3 separate regions of the Homo sapiens genome follow, and all the other regions are linked to region 3. The links are chromatin contacts, found by Hi-C in ENCODE. All regions are on one chromosome and are shown on one strand. The core of a region is the stretch at or near the end of the contact, and the rest is flanking DNA. Distances in the headings are between cores, read along the strand shown.

Evidence for each region. A loop is a pair of places that touch in the nucleus more often than their neighbours do. Pooled maps may share reads with other maps.
Region 1: a loop to region 3 is called in a map with no recorded cell type, with 6 times the contacts of the local background. The contact joins two enhancer-like sites. A Hi-C loop is called at or near these places in 6 of 37 single-sample maps with no recorded cell type and 3 of 50 pooled maps.
Region 2: a loop to region 3 is called in a map with no recorded cell type, with 6 times the contacts of the local background. The contact joins two enhancer-like sites. A Hi-C loop is called at or near these places in 6 of 37 single-sample maps with no recorded cell type and 4 of 50 pooled maps.

The regions. Positions count from the first base shown.
Region 1 is chr1:101,109,528-101,114,037 of GRCh38, reverse strand. No RefSeq gene overlaps it. Among named protein-coding and RNA genes, the nearest start is that of DPH5-DT, 86 kb to the right of the region's middle. Within about 2 kb of position 1,482, at least 14 of the 41 ENCODE cell types and tissues checked have a DNase peak (open chromatin) inside an H3K27ac peak, as active enhancers do.
Region 2 is chr1:101,135,569-101,140,054 of GRCh38, reverse strand. No RefSeq gene overlaps it. Among named protein-coding and RNA genes, the nearest start is that of S1PR1-DT, 99 kb to the left of the region's middle. Within about 2 kb of position 3,079, at least 3 of the 41 ENCODE cell types and tissues checked have a DNase peak (open chromatin) inside an H3K27ac peak, as active enhancers do.
Region 3 is chr1:101,405,249-101,409,645 of GRCh38, reverse strand. No RefSeq gene overlaps it. Among named protein-coding and RNA genes, the nearest start is that of LINC01307, 84 kb to the right of the region's middle. Within about 2 kb of position 1,830, at least 3 of the 41 ENCODE cell types and tissues checked have a DNase peak (open chromatin) inside an H3K27ac peak, as active enhancers do.

The DNA.
Region 1 (4,510 bases), core at 233-2,732, 300 kb after region 3:
CAACAGTGCAAAAGTGTTCCTATTTCTCTACATCCTCTCCAGCACCTGTTGTTTCCTGACTTTTTATGATTGCCATTCTAACTTGTGTGAGATGATATCTCATTGTGGTTGTGATTTGCATTTCTCTGATGACCAGTGATGATGAGCATTTGTTCATGTGTCTGGTGGCTGCATAAATGTCTTCTTTTGAGAAGTGTCTGTTCATATCCTTCGCCCACTTTTTGATGGGGTTATTTGATTTTTTTTTCTTGTAAATTTGTTTAAGTTCTTTGTAGATTCTGGATATTAGCCCTTTGTCAGATGGGTAGGTTGCAAAAATTTTCTCCCATTCTGTAGGTTGGCTGTTCACTCTGATGGTAGTTTCTTTTGCTGTGCAGAAGGTCTTTAGTTTAATTAGATCCCATTTGTCAATTTTGGCTTTTGTTGCCATTGCTTTTGGTGTTTTAGTCATGAAGTCCTTGCCCATGCCTATGTCCTGAATGGTATTGCCAAGGTTTTCTTCTAGGGTTTTTATGGTTTTAGGTCTGACATTGAAGTCTTTAATCCATCTCAAATTAATTTTTGTATAAGGTGTAAGGAAGGGATGCAATTTCAGCTTTCTACATATAGCTAACCAGTTTTCCCAGCACCGTTTATTAAATAGGGAATCCTTTCCCCATTTCTTGTTTTTGTCAGGTTTGTCAAAGATCAGATAGTTGTAGATGTGTGGTGTTATTTCTGAGGCCTCTGTTCTGTTCCATTGGTCTATAGCTCTGCTTTGGTACCAGTACCATGCTGTTTTGGTTACTCTAGCCTTTTAGTATAGTTTGAAGTCAGGTAGCATGAAGCCTCCAGCTTTGTTCTTTTTGCTTAGGATTGTCTTGGCAATGTGAGCTCTTTTTTGGTTCCATATGAACTTTAAAGTAGTTTTTTTCCAATTCTGTGAAGAAAGTCATTGGTAAATACATATATGTATGAATATATGATATACATATATGTAAATACAAATATATAAATGTATGTGTGTATACATATGGGAAGAAGGAAAGACAGCTAATTTGTTACTGGATAGTTCACTGTACTCTTTGTATTGTTACAACAGACATTCATTACTTTTGTGTTTTTAAGTTCATTTTAGCATTTAAAAAAAAAAGCTGTGGAAGAAAATAAGTGAGAGAGGAAAGAAAAGGTCCAAAGACATTCAGCACAAATCTAAGAGTTAGAGTGGAAAAGAGGACTGAAAGATATTTGCGAGTTAACAACAGTAAAGAGAAGAGTGCATAGATAGTTGGTGTTGAAGACTTTAAAAAAGACTGATAAAATGATTACCTGAAAGTGGCCAATGAGGTTGGGAGATGGGCAAGCTTTGATTAAGCAGTTTGTTGAGAGCAGGGCCAGATTGCATTTGCTGAAGCATGAAATTAAAATGAGGCCACAGAAGCAGCAGTGCAGTTAGTTACCAAGGAAAGAGTTTGAGGCAAAGGGAAACAGAGCACACTTGTAATCTAAGTCTGGAGAGCTAGTGTTCTGATAAAGATTAAAAATGCAGAAGGAAAAGGGTGTAACTGTGCTGCTTCATCAGATATATTTAAATTTATTTTAAAAAGGAATCAATACTGTATGCACATTTATATTTGATTTCAAAAACAAATGTGCTTTTGCCAACAGTTACATTTGATTACAAAGAATTACATTTGGGGGCTCTTACAACTAATTTTTAATTCCCAACTTTGCCATTTTCAGACAAAAACAGGAACCGGAAAGAAGTGGCTGGGCAGGCTGTCTGTGGTGTGACGCACGCTGCTGGCCCAGACAGCTGTAGTAGATGTTGTCTTGGTTCTCATGAAATGCAGTCTTCTAACGTTGGATCAAACACCCTTGATTGTTCAAAGTGACCGAAAGTGTTAGAATAAACCACAACAACTAAATCCGTTGGCAGTAGTGTAACTCCACCCAAAGGTGGGTTCTAACATACTACAAGTGAACACTATAGTTACATGTATTGTACACCTCTTTGGTACAGAAGTTAGACTATTTTTATGCAAGTTGTTTGCACACACACACACAAGAGAAAAATGTGTCATTTTAACATATATCTGATTATGCATTTAGGGATAATGCAAGACAATGTTTAGTTGTTAAACAGTTTCCTTCCTCATTATCCATCAGAAACATATCAACAGTGGCATGTGGTTAGAAAATGTTTGTTAACATTAAATTGTGATTGTTAACATTAGCCTAAAAAGGGCAAAACTATGGGATATCCTTCCTAGGAGAGATGGCAGAGCAGGAAGGCAGAAAATACATTGTAAACCTGCACGTGACTTTAGATTATCTGTGAAACTACATTTAGATTATTTGTCATTATACATAATGCTAGCAGAAGGCTGACTATATTTAACACAAAGTTACCCTATCAAAATACCTTCCCAAAATAGATCAACCTTACTTTGCCATGTTGAATTACAAGACTATAGAAATTACAAGCTGTTGCCATAGCCCTTTTGGTATTCATGGAACTATAAGAAAATGTATCCCCAAAATAAACTGTCTAAATTTCATAATGGGCATCTTCTATGGTAGTCTTACCTTTGGTTGGAGTTTAGAGTATGTAACAGTATAAAGAAATAAGGTTGGAAAAGATAGGATAGGGCGGGTTACGGAGAGCCTCGGATGAAGTATTTAATATTCTTGGTTTGTCAGGCACTCGGTGTTACCTTTATGACTGCATTTCCCTTTGCTTTGTTACTATTGGGCCAGTGTTCAATTGACATATTTATTTTATTATCCTGTAATTATCACTCATGGAACTATCTTTCCTTCCCAGATTATAAGCAATTGGAAGAGCAGGGGAAACTTCTTTATTCTGAAATATTTTATTCTAGAGCCTAGCATAGTGATTGGTGATCAGAAAGAGCTCAATAAAGGCCAAAAGAAATAAATGAAAGGAAGAAGGCATGCATGTGTGGACTCATGTGGTATGTGTATACTAGGCTATGAAAAGCGGCATTAAAACAAAGAGATGTTTTCAGATAAAATTGTCAGGGTGGTACTCTGGACTCTCTCCCGTGACTCTTTTATTTCTCTCGTGAAATTAGGCTGATATTTATCATGGCACTGCCTTATACATCTCTCCCTACCTTTAGGCCTGACCCCTCAAAGCAGTGTGGGACATAAGAACCAACACTGAAGCATAGTCTGGGGGGTCAAAGGCTGGCTCAGAATGTAGTCACTTGAGATAAAATGGCAAGAAGAAGACGGAATAAACTGTGTGTAAGGAGGAACACTGAGGCTCACAGGTGAATGGACCAAATCCACGGTGAGGTGTTTCCGAGGCAAGTTCTAGGCTAGAAATGGGAGCAGAAGGCAGAGTTTGTAGTCTAGGTATGCAATGAGGAAATAATAATTGGGGAAAACAAGGGAGAAGAGGTTTTAGAATCTGGGATTGATAAGGGCTACTTTCCTGAAGTTCCTCCATTTTGAGTGCAGCTTGGGTAAAAGGCAGGACACAGTCAGGGTACAAAGGCACTCCCTCAGCTTGACTTCTGGAGTTTTCTACAGTCTCATCTTTGTCTACATGCTCTATTCAATGATGCATGCTTCATTCATTTATTAAACAATCATGTTTCATTGCCTATGGTGAACCAGGCACTAAATGCATGTGTTAAGGGGAGAAAACACAACTGTAAACGAGCAACAGTCCCAGCACTCAAGAAGCTTCCAGTCCAAAAGGAAAAACAGACATATAAACAAATAATGAGTATGGAAGCGATCTAGGGAAGTATGTACAGGTGCTATGGGAGCTCAGAGGAAATCTTTGCTTGAGTCTACTTGGGAAGGTGGTGGTTGATATGGGAAGGTCTTCAGGGAAAATTCAGTAAAACTGAAACTGGAAGTTTGGAGTAGAAGTTTACCAAGCAAACAAGAAGGACAGCAGTGATTGAAGCAGGTAGAAAGATTAACTAAACAGCAACATATTAAAAGCTAAGTTACATGAAAATGGAGGATATATTCAGAATTTAGGTAGCCCAGATAAAATGGGAATAAGTCGTGAGATATATGGCTGACACTGCAATTAATGGCCTACACTTGATATCCTATGGTGAGGCAGGGTGAGGGTAGAAGGCCATACAGATTTGTCCCCTTTTGTGAAGCCTAGCAGGCATCTTTCACCAGTGGGTCCTTTTCACCTGCACCTTTGTGCATCAGCACCTAACTCTTTTGCAAGATAGGTGATCCTACATTATATGAGCAGACCACCAGATGGTTACAAGTTTCTGATACCCAGGATGGCCCGGGAAAGAGAACAGAAGCCCCATATTCCTGATGTAGCTTCCCCCATCTCCAGCCAATCAGCACCAAAAGCCCAAGAAGCTATTAGCTACAAATTCCTGCCTGGAGGTTGGGGGACAGGGACTTCTCCAGGATCCCACATATGCAACAAGTGTCAAGTTTTAGCTTATATTAATAGTAACATTTTCCTCATTTTAATAGTAAAAAAGACAGCCCTAGGTGGAGATTTTATTTGCTA
Region 2 (4,486 bases), core at 1,830-4,329, 270 kb after region 3:
GATGTCTGTGTGAAGAGGAATGATCATAAAGAACACCAGGCTACATAAGGATCTCTTCTTATTCCATATCTTCTCTTATCTTAAGCCTAATGTCTCTCCTATCATTCTTTGGCTCAACAGTCTCAAATTTTGGAGCTCCAGAGTCCATTTGACTTGATCCTCTTCCCTCACTGCATTTTTTTTTTTAACTTTTTAAATAGAGACTGGGTTTCACCATGTTTCCTAGGCTGGTCTTAAACTCCTAGACCCAAAGGATCAGTCCACTTCAGCCTCCTGAAGTGCTGGGATTATAGGCGTGAGCCACCAAGCCCGGCCCCTCACTGCATTTTGCATAACATTTTCAAAGATTAGCAATTAAGAGCATTGGCTTTATGGTAAAATTTGAATCCTAACTTCTACTAGTAAGCTGTATGACCTGGAGTAAGTTATTTAACTTTGCTATGCTTTGGTTTACTCATATGTAAAATGAGGAAAATCATAATACATGCGAAGCTCATTAGATAGCGACTGGCATTTAGCAAGTGGTAAATATTAACCATTCTTTGTATTAAACTCCAGCTAAATTAATCTTCTCTTCCTCCTCCAGGTTCCCAAAGTGCTTCTAGAAACCCTATTAGGGAGGTTATCAGAATGTGCCTAATAGTTCTACTCTTGTTTTTCTTAGCCTGAGTTCCCTAGGAAACAGACCCTGAGGCATGGATTAAATGATTAAACTTTGTATGGAAGGTGCAATCCCAGGGCAGTGAGAGTGAGGGAAAAGGAAGTGAGTTTGGGAAGGATGAGAAGGAATAGAAGGTTATCATGCTAGCTACTGCTTCAAAATAAGCCACAGAGAGACTGAATCGCTTGCTATGCATATTGCTCAGCCACTCTGGAAAACTGTGGTTGGAAGGAAGAGAGGAGAGAGAACTATTATTTGTTTCCCTTCTTTGGCTCAAATTGATCCCACAGGGAGTTAATTTTCCTGTACTTCCAGATGTAATATCTGGCTGATCAGGAAGCCAAAAACCATGCCCTGTGGTGAAATGTTTCATCTGAACCCATAAATGGCAGAAGCAGCCAGAGACTCTGGGCATATGGCTGGCTACCTGGTTGCACAGTGGCAACCACCGTGGAGGGCTGATATTCTTGGAGAAGTAATTAGTTGGCTCCATTCAGCAGAACTACATGAGTAATAGAGAAAGTGTACCGCAGAGGCCTCCAAGGAGAAGCTAATGGCCTGAGAGGCAGGCAGGGCAAGGCCACTGGGATCCAAGGAGATGTATAAGTTATGTCTGATATGATATTTTCTATTTTTTAAAGATTATAAGTTGTTTTAGGACAGGACTATTTCTTTTCACCTTTGATTCCTCTGTAGCTATAATGATGCATGCCCTACCTTAGGTGAGATGTTAGGCAGAAGTGGGTGATGTGCAGCAACCCAGCCAGAGGCTGAGCAGCGGTTAGGGACAAGATCCAGTCCCCTGGAATAAAACAGACGGCTAACAATCCGGAAAATTGGACTGGGGATCAAAATAGGGTTTCACACAGGGAACTGAAATTAAAAAAAAAATAGTTATAAAAAATAAGCCAAGGTAAAATTCTTCATAGCTGGACAGTACGAACACGGCAGGGATTTTACCAATGGATGAAACTATTAATAGTATTTTTATTAATAGTGATGACAACTTATAGCTAATATTTATCAGGTATGCTAGCCATTTCTTTAAATTACATTATGTATTTTTCTCCAAACTTCTCTTAGATATTTTTATTATTTTCATTTTTACAAGTGAGGAAATCAAAAGTCCAGAAAGTTAAACAACTTGCCCATGGCCACACAGCTAATGAATAAAGAGGCTAGCACCTAACCCCAGAAAAGTCTATTTCCAGCGCATGCATCTCCAACTACTACTGAAAGTGTTACATGAAATAAGGCTTACAAAATCCTTAGCAATCACTTCTTGGGCTTTTGGCTAAGATCAAGTGCAAAATTCTTTTCAGAGTTCCATCCATACAGTAAGTACTCAATGAATTTTATCAATTCTCATTGTTAGTAACAGTAACATTGTAATAGAACTAGTGCTATTAACTGTAGCAATAGTAGTTGTAGTAGCAGCAACACAGGTATATGGAACTTAGGGTCAATGAGTAAGACCTGTTGAATGTCTTGGTTCGTAGAAGAGGACTGAGGAAAGGGAAACTGTATTGGGGAAGACTGATCCAGGTGTTATGGGGGGAGTCCAGATAGAGGAACATATAATGCAGAACCTTGCCCTTTTAACAAATGTAATTGAGCACTAACATAGAATAGAGGTTAAAAACATGGACTTTAGAATTACAAACGCCTATGTTCTGTTATTTATTAGCAATGAGACCTTGGGGGAAATTACTCAACACTTGTGAGCTTTAAGTAACTCACAACTGTACCTAGCATAGTGTCCCACATACAGTAATCATTCCTTAAATGCTTGTAGAATTAACATACTGCTTCATTTCCATACTTTTCCACCCCTCTGCAAAACAAAACAAAACGCTATCCTCAGTACCCAGTTGCTGAGTAAATGTAAATACCTAGGCAAATTCATCCCACTGAGTGTAGCTACTTTTTCAACCAATATAATTTGTCACCCATATCAACCTAACATTTCAGCAGCTTCCTGATCTGTACTAAAAAGCTGTCTTGCACAACTAAAGAAAAATGTGTGATTTGCTATTTCTGGCATCCTGATTCTATGTGGCTACAGTGAGTATTCTTGTGGTCTTCGCTGATCTGAAGCAATTTTAATTTGACGAGGAGGAGGCCATTTCTAAGAGAGTGCCTATTTTTTCCCCAAAGCAGGTCAATTTAAAAGGACAAAGTTCTCATTTTAACTTTGGTGCAATATGCATGAAAATAAACAGATATTAAAAGGAACAGGTCATCTCTTTCATTGGCAAATTTCACTGTAATATTGAATTCTATTTGTGGGGGCACAAAGAAAATAATGGTTTAATTTACAATTGAGAGAGAGAGGGAGGGAGGGGGAGACAGAGAGAGAGAGAGAAAGACCATTACTGCCACCTCTCGCTCACTTCTTCAGAACTGAGAAAATGTTGAAGAAAGTTGGCATTTGCTTGCCAAAGTTTCACACAGACAGTCTGACTTTTGTTTTTACTTCCATGACCTTTAATGGCTTTCAGTGCAGTCAGACCAACTCTGCATATATATTGACACTATGAAAACCACACAGATAAGCAGTTTTGGGTTTTCATGCTTTATTTACTTTGGAGCTTAACAATCATACACATATTTCCCTGTTAGAGGTCCCAAAAGCTTTGTTCTGATCTTGAGTTGCTTTTGTCTGTTATTCAGCGTTTGGATTGCTTTATAATTACTCTATGAATGTATGTATTTTAAACATTTTTTTTTTCTAGGAATAGTTCTATTTTGTTATTGGGTGCACTGTATTTATGTTTCCATTAACAGAAGTATGAAGAGTCCAGTTCAAGCTGAGAAACTCACACTCCACTGCCATACATCTGGGGAGATGCAAACAGACAAGGAAGGAAGGAATTTCTGCAATCACTAGAGGGACAGGTTTTGCAGCAGATCACCCTCACATCTACAGATGCTCTCTATTTCTTTTCACCCAGAGGCTTCAAATTGCCCGTTGACATCTCTGATTTTGCCAAGAGATCACGTGCTTCAGTTAGTTCCCATTCCCTTGTATCATTTAGGACAGAGTAAATTCTTCCAGAACACTAAAGAAATGAAAGTTTTGAAAAATTCGATTTTTTTTTAATGTTTTTAATTGTAGGAAAAGGTACATAAAATTTACCATTTTAACCATTTTTATGTGTACAATTCAACAGCGTTACATACATTCATGTCGTTGTGCAAATATCACCAGTATTCATCTCCAAAACCTTTGTTATCATCCCAAATAGAAACTTTGTATTCAGTAAAAAATAGCTCCTTGTTATCCCTTCCCCACACCTCCTGGAAGCCACTATTCTACTTTCTGTTTCTATGAATTTGACTATTCCAGGTACCTCAGATAAGAGGAATCACATTTGTCCTTTGTGTCTGGCTTATTTCACTTAGCATAATGTCCTCAAGGTTCATCCATGTTGTAGTAGGTATCAGAATTTTAATTTTTTGAAAGCCAAAAATATTGCATTGTATGTATGTATATACCACATTTTGCTGATTCATTTATCCATTGATTGTTCTTTGGGTCATTTCCATTTTTGGCTATTGTGAATGATACTCTTATAAACATTGGTGTACAAATATCTGTTCAGTCTTTACTTTTAATTTTTTTGTGTATAGACATACAAGTGGAATCGCTGAATAGTATGAGAATTCCATGTTAAATTTTTTGATGAATCGCCATTTTGCATTCCACAATGGCAGCACCATTTTACATTTCCAATGGCAGTGCACAAGAGTTCCTATGTCTCCACATCCTTGTCAACACTTGTTATTTTCTTTGTTTTTTAGTAGCCTTCCTAATAGATGTGA
Region 3 (4,397 bases), core at 581-3,080:
TGTTATTGTTGTTGTTACAGTTATTATTTCATTCTGTTTTGTTTTGTTTGTGCCTTTTTAAGGTAGGAAAAAAGAGAGAGAGAATCTGTTAGACTAGTAAAGTATTACATTTTTGCTATAAAAGGCATCAATATAATCAAAGGGTTTTTTGCCTGTAAATGTTTAATTCTGATTTTTACAAAACATCCCTTCTAAATAAAGCACAGAATGAAAGGCCCTGACACCACCTTTTCAAGAGTGGAAACCAATAAACTAGCAGAGAGAAAAAATGGTAAAAAGGGAGCCCAGAGGGAGCCCATCTGAGGCAAACCTGGATGAACTGACACATAACTCAGAGGAGAAAGTAAAGGACTGTTCTGTATCATCTTCCAAGCTTGGTACATCTTGAACATCTAGTAGTAAAGTTTTCTCAATGTACTTAGCCTTAATATCCTTCAAGATGTCACTAGCATAACTAAAGGATATGTGTGCTTATGGGTGTGTTTTCAGAAAGAAAGTCAGAAATAATGTCTACCAAAGTGTTAACAGTAATTATCCAAGAGTAGTGATATTATGCATAGTTCTTACATTATTTTTGCTTATTTATATTTTCTAACTTTTTTCTACAATAAACACAGAGAGTTTTAAATGAGATTTTTAAAATTATAGCTATGATTTTAAAAGAGAGAAAGAAAAATCATACAAAGGAGATTTCAGAAAAGAAGATTCCCATATTCTCCCATGTTTTCTTCTTCATGGCAGGTAATAGAACATGTTCTTACTTCTGGAAACTGCAAAGCTGGAAGGGATCTTAGAGGTGATATGGTTCCTCCTTCTCATTTTATACATGAAGGAACTCAGGTCTAAGATGCTTAGTATTGCTCCCACTCAAGGTTCACAGCAGCAGAACAAAAAGTAATTTACATTTGTTGATTCTTAATTTAATACTTTTATAATGTGGCAGAAAAAACAGCATCATAAAAGTTTAAGATTCTACAGTGTCTCCAGTTAATTCTATCCAAAAATAAAAAATTAAAATAGGAGGTTTGTTGGCCAATAACAAAAGAATGGAGGCAGCAAAGCTGGAAATATATGCCCAATCAACTTGGAGACATTGTCTTAAATTTATCGCCAATCTTCTGGGATATATTGAATGGATATACAGCTATAAGCTGCCCTCTTTAAACTAAACACTGCACTATATTCTTGCCCTTTATAACAACTTCCTCAGTGAAACCTGCCCTGTGATTATATCCTCCTCATCTGTCCCAAGAGAATAAGGCAAAAATATTATTAAAACCTTAGCTTTTTTCAGTGTCATCTCTTAAATATATCTGTTTCTGACTCATAGGCAGTATTTTCCTTTTATCTATTTCTTACTCATATGAATGAAGCTTTAAAGAAAATTTTACACTGATGCATGCCTCCAACTTGCCTCAGGTAAAATGAATGAGACAACATCTACACAGCACTTTGAGCTCCCCAGACAGGGACATCAGAAATGAGCAGTAGCCTTGCTCTTGTCAAAGATATCAACTGAGCCTGGCAAGACTCCAAACCATAGAATAACTTTCCTGACCCCTCATCTGTATCTCTCAACTAGATACAGAATTGAAAATAGGAACCAGTCATTTGGGGTAAAACATATGCCAAAATAGTTCTGCAGCGTGGGTAAGAAAAAGGGTGAGATGTGCAAAGGGGAAGCTCTCTGAAAGCAGAGAATATAATTAAGTCAACTTTCAAATTCAAATGTACTTCTTCCTTTCCCACATGTTCTAAATCAGACCTCTTTCCCATAGGGCTGCAGATGGTGCCTCTAGGGCTGGCTGTCACTGATCTCTGAAGGGTAAAACTGAACTGAAACCTACAAGCTTCACACCTGTGGGGTCAGCTTCATTAACAACTTTGACCTTTGCTCGTTTTTAAGAGCTGCCCCAACAAATATCACTGCAAACAAGGTGCACCCTGACTCTTTGGTGATATATCACCTTCTCTTTTCACCTTGACCCTTTGGTCATATATCACCTGACCCTTTGGTGATACATTACCTTCTTGGCAATCTAATTTTAAGTCTCACTTCATGTTAATCCAGGACAGGGATCTTAAGTCAGTCTTGAACTCTCTTTGTAAAACCTAAGGGAGGTTTAACTACTAATTTACTGCTTGGACCTCAATTAACATCTGTTTTTAAAAATCACTTAACATTGCCACAAAATAATAGTTCTATGCTTCTCTGACAGATTTCATCACCTCAGTTTTCCAACTTTTGACCCAACTACAGTTAAAGCATGAAAAAGACACATTGGTAAGGCCAGCTAGTGGTCACGTCACACATAAATTACCACTTTCTACTGTAGGAACTGTCTCCATCTGTAGGAAAAACCTGGAGAATCCTGTAAATAGCAGAAATATTATAACAAATCTTTGGTGAATGGAGGAAAGTGGTGGAATTAAAGGTAGAACTATCAGAAATTACTTAAAAAAAAAAAAGGACTTGTGAGGCTTGTCCACAATACTTATCCCCATTTTACACAATAAAAAACCTAGACACAAAGAGGTTAACTTGCCCAACTTATACAACTAAATTATAAAGATTCCTATAAATATATTCTCAATATGTGAAGCACATTATACACTTTATTGAAGCATTTAGTATTTAGTGATTATCATTCTAACAATGTAGGAGAATATACTTTAAGAAATACGGAGCAAAATCATTCATTTTGAGCAAGGCCTTGGGTTGGCAGTGAATCAAGATGACAGCTTTACTATTTAAGAACAGCTCTTTGAATTGTAGAAATAGTCCTTAATCACAGGACAAACTTGGCTCCATGGTGGAAAAGATTGTTTTGTTTTAATTCCAAATATCTATTAAGTACCTACTGCTAGTCCCCAGTACTGTGCTGATATGCCACAGATGTGCCCATCCCTTCTTTTTGCAAAATTTTGAAAATCTAATAAGGGTAGAGAAATAACCAACTTTTATGTTTTATTCTGCATTACAATTCAATGCAGAATCAAAAGATTTCCAAATAGAGCTACAAGCGAGCAGCATTTGGAACCCCAAGGAAGGAGCATGATGACCCAGGAAAATGTCAAGAATTGGATGTTGAACATTAGCCTTTCAGCCACAATCACAGACAGGAGCACTGTCTTCCAAAATAAAGAATAAGGTATGATTACAGGACTAAGCTGAACATAAAATTGGCCTCTAGATGGTCCTGGTGAGGTGAAAATGGCTAAAGGAACTTCATCAAGATTACCTGGAGAAAGTGGCCAGAGATACATTAAGGAGCAATACGGTTTGGTGCCCAATAGTAAAGAAGAGCATGCATATCGGACAGCCAACGGGAAAGAAAAAAGGAGGGAAGACAAACAAAAAACAACATGGCCAAAGCTTTGTTTAAATAATTTAATCAGCAGCTTCAATTTGATCCAGAGATAAAGGGGGATGAAATGAAACAATGAGAAGGACCAGAATAGAAAACTTGAGTAACGTGATGATATCATCAGCATCAGTTTTCTAAGTGTTTACTATGCATAGGATGTTATGATTAGTGTGAAGTAAGGCAGCCTTTGCCTTCAAAGAACATTTAGGTTAGTTAGGGAGGCAGAAAAAATGTCAGAAGATGTCCATACAGATGCTAAATGGGAGTTATATCAAAATAAGTGCTTTGGGGCCAAGAGGCAAGGAAGACAGGAGTTAAGGTAAACAGAGGATGCCATAACTGAGGCTCAAGAGAGAGAGGCAGGGATATGGAACACTCTGTAGTGCAAGTAAAGAAGGAGTAACTTGAGATTATGTTAAAGTACTATAAGCAAACCCAAACAAAGCATAACATTCTGTGAGGCATAACATATTCACCCACAAACACTAAAACCATTTGGGCCCCAGAGGCTTTTCCAGGATGTGAAGTTGCCACCAGATTTTCAACAAGCAAACGACAATTTGTTGAAGGTATGTTGTACACGCTAAGACAACATTTTTGTCACTTATACTCACCAAACTTATACTATTCTGGCCAAAAATCAGGTTCCATTTTAGAAACTGGAGAACGATGCATCTGGTATGAGTGATACGATTAATTAGAAACATCTCCTATGACAAAATGATTATCTATAAAACCGTGCATTTCATGTTGAATGAATCAGATTGCACTTATATATTATAACTTTCAGAGAATGCCATATAGCTAGCATGTGGTGGGAGTGGTCATGTATTCAGAAAATGTGAAATCAATCTCTTTTGTTTAGAAAATGGCATAGAAAATCACTTTGTTCATTTAGAAACTGCTTTATGAAAATATGTGCTGTACTTATGCAGTAAATAATTCATTTGGCTTCCAATGCAATCAAGAGCCAATCATCTCCCAAATATCCTACTTTTTGAAGTGCTAAATGTATTTCATGCTTTCCAT